2 separate regions of the Mus musculus genome follow, and region 2 is linked to region 1. A link is a loop called in an ENCODE intact Hi-C map of the cell type or tissue named here. Cell type or tissue: heart. All regions are shown on one strand. Each heading gives the region's core, and the rest is flanking DNA. Links, peaks and the distances in the headings are about the cores only.

Evidence for each region. A loop is a pair of places that touch in the nucleus more often than their neighbours do. Peaks named below come from ENCODE experiments on the same cell type or tissue, not always from the same donor. Only the 100,000 strongest peaks of a DNase experiment are listed, where the experiment ranks them.
Region 2: it touches region 1 in a loop (2.3-fold over the local background); 2 of 42 quality-filtered maps call a loop at or near these places.

Annotation. Positions count from the first base shown.
Region 1 is chr1:161,493,201-161,496,123 of GRCm38, reverse strand. It overlaps Tnfsf18 (tumor necrosis factor (ligand) superfamily, member 18), which reads right to left and starts at 1,467. Exons shown (of 3, transcript NM_183391.3): 1 at 1,277-1,467. The coding sequence starts at 1,411. In heart, for the core only: no CTCF peak of the experiment used is centred there; a DNase peak (open chromatin) is centred at 1,593.
Region 2 is chr1:161,686,166-161,689,088 of GRCm38, reverse strand. No RefSeq gene overlaps it. Among named protein-coding and RNA genes, the nearest start is that of Gm31869, 80 kb to the left of the region's middle. In heart, for the core only: CTCF peaks have their summits at 1,130 and 1,331 (motif pointing right); no DNase peak of the experiment used is centred there.

The DNA.
Region 1 (2,923 bases), core at 161-2,660:
CTAAGTAACCTCGAATCAACAGTGCATTACTTCCTCCTGCATCTTTTCTCAATATCTTGCCAATATAGAACCATACCTTTAAGACCATCTCTGGTTGGTCTCTTTAGAAAAATGTTCCTGGGCTCACATCACAACCCTTTCTTACACAGCTATGCGTCATTTAATTCTGCCCAAGATTTAGTATATTTTAATATAAATAGGCCAACCCTTGAATTATATAATGTCTTATTTAATATTTGATTCCTTTCTGGCTTTTCTGGTCAATGCTTTTTTTGGTTTTTTTTGTTTTGTTTTGTTTTGTTGTTTTTTTTTTTTTTTGTCTGTTTGTTTTGGTTTGGTTTTTGCTGTTTTTTTTTCTCTCTCTCTCTCTCTGCAGCCCTGGCTGTTCTGTATGAGAGAACACTTCTAGAAAAACCTAATTGATATACATTTCCAGTTCATATCCCATCTAGACCCACAATTTACACTAGAGTTCAATGGGAAATTCCTGATAACCATCAGGGGCTTCCCAAACAGACATGTGCTCCTCCCTCCTCCATGAAGCCTTCCCTGGTCACCCAAGCCCAAAGTTATTCCCCTCATAAACCACAACTATATGGTTTATCCTTCTCCTAGGTCAATTACTGCGCGCTATAATTACAGCTAGCAGGATGCCAAGTAAACAGAGCCATTCCCTTATCACCATGTTGCAGACCTAAAAACTAGAATCAGAACAACGATACAACTTACTCAAATTTGCACAGCTGGTTATGGGGAGGCTAATCTAGAACTGGAACCCAGGATTTCCTTTTTTTCTACTTTGACACCATGCCCTTCCTCAGCATGCAGTTGCTTCCTGTCACTGTCCCCCATTACTGTTTTGTATCTCTTCCCCCAATGAGACTACAGCTTGTCTGGGGTTACCCGAAGATTAGTACCATGGTTCAGGTCTTTTCTTTGCCAATCAAGAAGGTTCTAGTAGAGTCCCAGGAAGGACAAAAGAACTTCCACAGACACCTAAAGGCTCAGTTTAAACATGTAGTTCTATCTAGCTCACACCTACAGAGAATATATAGTATTTTCTAGTGTCTTTTGTCTTAAAACATTCGATGAATAAAAACACATTTGAAGAGCCATGTCATTACAAGGCTTAAATTGCTTACACTGTTTGTACTGTCAAATGTCTTCCTTCCCACTACCTCTAGCAATGCTGAATGGCAGTGATAATAACCAGACTAACAAATAAATAACCTTTATATGATATAATTAGCAGCTGTAGACTCTATGACCACCTTACCTTGAGTGAAGTATAGATCAGTGTACCCAAAGAACAGAGCAACATCAGTAACAGAGCCACTATGCACAAGAGCCATGACTTCTTGCACCTCTCTGCCCTTTGAGGACTTGATTCTCTCAAAGGCATTTCCTCCATGAGGCTAGAACTCGTTCTCTGATGGAATGAGAACTGGGGAAAGCAGATACCCACAAGTGATGGATGAACGATGCAATGTCATGTTTTATAGTAATTAGCCCCGTGGGTGTAGGAGGTGGAGTTTTCCTTTGGAACACTGCTAAGCACTCGCTGTCATCGTGGCACCAGGCCAAACATACAAAGGAATGAGAAGGCTTAGAGCCAACAGAAACACGGGAGGGGGGACAGAAGCCACTACAAGGGAAGTTCAGAAGGAAAAAAGTCTTTCCTCAAGCAAGAGGAAGTACTGTGTGCATGCACAGCCAGCCTCGGCTGCTGTAAGACGCTATGCATTCCAAATTATTTCCAAGTAAGAAAACAACTTATAAGACTAAATAAAATCTAAAACTAAGTTTTGTCCTACTGCAGATATAACGACTGGGTAAGTCAGAGAGGTGAGGAGCTGAAGAGTGAGGATGCGTGGTTTAAACAACACGGTTCTCGTGAAGTCATCACACTGCAGACTTCACATAGGTACCATTTTAGAGATACACGAGTTTTGTCAATCGCACCTAGGTGGGAGTTTTAAAACATCAAATCAAAGCTATAATCACACACACACACACACACACACACACACACACAATTCCCAGTTACAAAATGTGTTTATTCTGAAATAGACTTGAAATAAAGCTGCAGCTGGGGGCTGGAGAGATGGCTTGGCAAGTAAGAGCATGCGTTCCTCTTGCAAAGGATCGAAGTCTAGTTCCCAGCCACAGTGTGGTGTTTAACAACTGCCTATTACTCCAGTGCCGGGGAATCCAACTCCATCTTCTGACCCTCAAGGGATCAGACACACATGATACACATACATATATGTGGGCAAAAATGTATAAATATAAAATAAATATATTTTTTAAAAAGACCTGCAAATATATTACTAGAATTTAGCAAACATTAGTAAATAACATGATGGTCAATTTTCTCAAACTTGGACCATGTTGGAACCAAATTCCAATTCTAACACTGAGTAGAAATAAAACTATCATTTAAAAAGTTATTTCCGCAATAGTGTCTGGGTTTGGTGATTGTCTATGGGATGGATCCCCAGGTGGGGCAGTCTCTGGCTGGTCATTCCTTCAGTCTCTGTTCCACACCTTGTTTGTATAACTCTTTCCATGGGTATTTTGTTCACCCTTCTAGGAAGGATTGAAGCATCCACACTTTGGTCTTACTTTTTGAGTTTCATGTGGTTTGTGAGTGCTTGCAGCTAGGAGCCTGGTATAGCTGTCTCCTGAGAAGCTCTGCCAGTGCCTGACAAATACAGATGTGGGTGCTTACAGTCATCCACTGGAAGGAGCCCAGGGTCCCAAATGAAGGAGCTAGAGAAAGGACCCAAGGAGTTGAAGGGTTTACAGCTCCACAGGAGGAACAACAATATGAATTAACCAGTACCCCCAGAGCTCCCAGAGACTAAACCACCATCCAAAGAGTACACATGGTGGGACTCATAGCTCCAGCTACATATGGAGC
Region 2 (2,923 bases), core at 288-2,787, 190 kb before region 1:
TAAACATCTCCTCAGTGAGTCAGAAGTACCGAGGCTTTGTCATGCTCCAAAGACATTCAGAACACTTAACTAATTATATACCTACCTACCTACATAGGTACATAGGTATATATGTACATACATACTTATATATACACACTTGATATTTTAGTAAAACGTTTAAAAGCATTGAAAGTATTAAAACATTAAGACACTAATGCTGCGCCTTGTGGAATTTTGAGTGGTTTTTATTTCTCTCTCTCCACAAGAAATCCATACATTTTCTTTAATTACATCTATTACTTTTCAGAAAGAAAAGAAAACAACAACAAAACAACCAAGGGAGAAAAGCCAAACGGTAAAGGCATTAAAGTGTTGATTTTCTCAAAAAAATTATTTAATTATCACTCAAACAGTGTGTCAAACAGCCAAGGTTACTTGTGTTTTGGAGGGCTCCAATGTAAGAGGTTTGATTGCTGCTGTATTTGGGGTCTTGCATCACCCAATTAGCACATTCTAATTATGTTATTAGGCTGACTCTTAATTCCTGTTTTGCCATTGCATTTGAGCTTGCATACTGTAAAATTGCTATTTTGTTGTAACTCAGATTAAAACAAGATATTGTGTCTCTCTCACAACAGAATGATTGTTGCTAAAGATTAAGTTGAGATCAAAGCTTTGTCTCTCGGCATTTAGTTAACATACTGAACTTAAGACAGAGGTAGATACTACAGTGGGTTTCAGTGAGAACATCAGATCTTCCAAAGGTGGGGGGGGGTGTTGTTATTAGGGGCAAGGACTCATAGAGTTTGAAGGGAGATGAGGAACATTATAGAAGTGATGATATCAGAATGCATCAAATACATACATGAAAGCATCAAAGAACACACCTAATAAAAACATAAAGCTATGATTTTGTATGTGCTTTCATTTCATTTGCGGGCACTTAGAGATGCCTACAGTATCCACGAGGGTAAAGTAAGAAATTTGAAAACCTAAGCAAGGCTCCTCTGTTTTCACTGCAAAATAAAGCTCATCTAAACTCTCAGCCCCAGAATTCTGTAATTCAACACAGTAGCCAGCTTCTAATGCATGCGTGCGTGTGAAAGTGTGTGCGTGCACAAGTGTGTCTCAGGAGTCGAATGACCCTTTCACAGGGGTCATCTAAGATCACCGGAAAATACAGACATTTACATTACAATTCGTAACAGTAGCAAAATTAAAGTTGTGATATAACAACAAAAATAATTTTATGGTTGGGGTCACCACAACGTGAGGAACTGCATTTGAAGGGTCGCGGAGTTAGAAAAGTGGAGAACCGCTGTACTAGGGGAAATCGCTACTTCTGAGAGTGGCCACGTGGTGGCGCAGTGACACCTGGCAAAAGTGGCTCTCAGCTAATTCAGAAGCAAAAAGATTAGATCCCTAAAGGAGGGTCTTCACCTACTCCAGGGAACCTAGAAAGAGGGGAAATGGTCCCTGGTGCTTCTGGCTTCCAGAAACAGATTCATACGCCGTTCTAATATTTCTGTTGAAAATGCCGTTGCCCTTCTTCCAGAGGCATGCATGAAACTTTTTCTTCCAGTCTTTTTTGTGAAAGAGACACCCCTATCTTTGTAGTTATCTTTGTAGCTATTCAGTTTTTATTTGGCTAGGAATTGGATTTCATTAGGAATCCCCCTGTTCACTGTGCGCTTCTGCACTCCTTATGCCTTTGGTTTAAATTGGGTTTCCCGTGGGTCTACCTCGCCTCTACCCAATCAAAAATCTCTTTTCAGCTACGTTATGATGCGTCATGATTGTAATTCATCTTATTCAGCTCATCACCGTGTGGGGGTCCGCCTCACTTTCTAAAGGTCACTGGTGAACTTCACACCGCTGAGTGGTGGGTGGCTTTCTCAGTCTTTCTCTGTGTCTTCACTTTACGTTGCTGACTGTAATCTCTCCTGGCACCCTTCTTACTTAACAAAGTTTATGACATTTATAGTTCTTTAATATGCATGTACGTTTGGTGGGAGGAGGAAAGACGTGTGCCACAGCGTTCATGGGGAAGTCAGAGAACAACCTTCAGGAGTCCATTCTTTTTGTTTGTTTGATTTTTGAGATTATAATTTAATTTTCATTTCTTTGTCCCCTTTCCTCTCTTTAAGCTCTCCTATGTAATCCTCTCTGCTCTTCTTCAAGTTCATGGCCTCTTTTTCATTAACTGCATGCATGCATGTATATGTATACACATATGTATTCCTATAAACAATCTATTCAGCTGGTATAGTATTATCTGTATGTGTGTTTTTAGGGCTGGCCATTTGGTACCAGGCAACCAGTTGGAGTGCTCTTCCCTGAGGAAGGACCACTCTCCTGCCTTCTTCCACCATGTGGGTCCCAGGGATCAAACTCAGGTCCTCAGGCTTGGCTGCAAGCGCCGCTACCCACTGAGCCACGTTGCTGGCCCCCTCATACCTCTTTGGCCATTCATTTCCAACTTTTATGACTTTTTCTATTTCCTCTGTCCATTAGCTACTGATGCACCCCAATATTCTTCTCTCCTTGCCCCCAAAGTCTTTTTTCATCCTTGTGTCACAAACATTGTTAGGACACTGTGGGTGCACATAGGAGGCTATGAGCAGAGAATAGCAAGAAGAAAGGTTTAATTTATGTCAAATTTGAGGTCTCTATGGACTGTGTGGAACTAAGGGTTATGTACACAGGCAAGGTTAAAGCATGGATTAGATCACCATCAGTAGCATCCCTAGCTGCCCGGGCCAGAGACAGTAGAGTCGTTTGACAATCAGGCAGGTTCATTGGTTTGGGCTCTTAATGATGTTTGAATCTGTCTTTGCCCCTCTCCCCCAGCCAATAGTGTTCTGCCCTCTCCTTTCTGGCTTGGAAGGCTGTTTACTGTAGCCTCCTTTCTCCTGACTTGAATCCCTGAAGTATGTTTTCT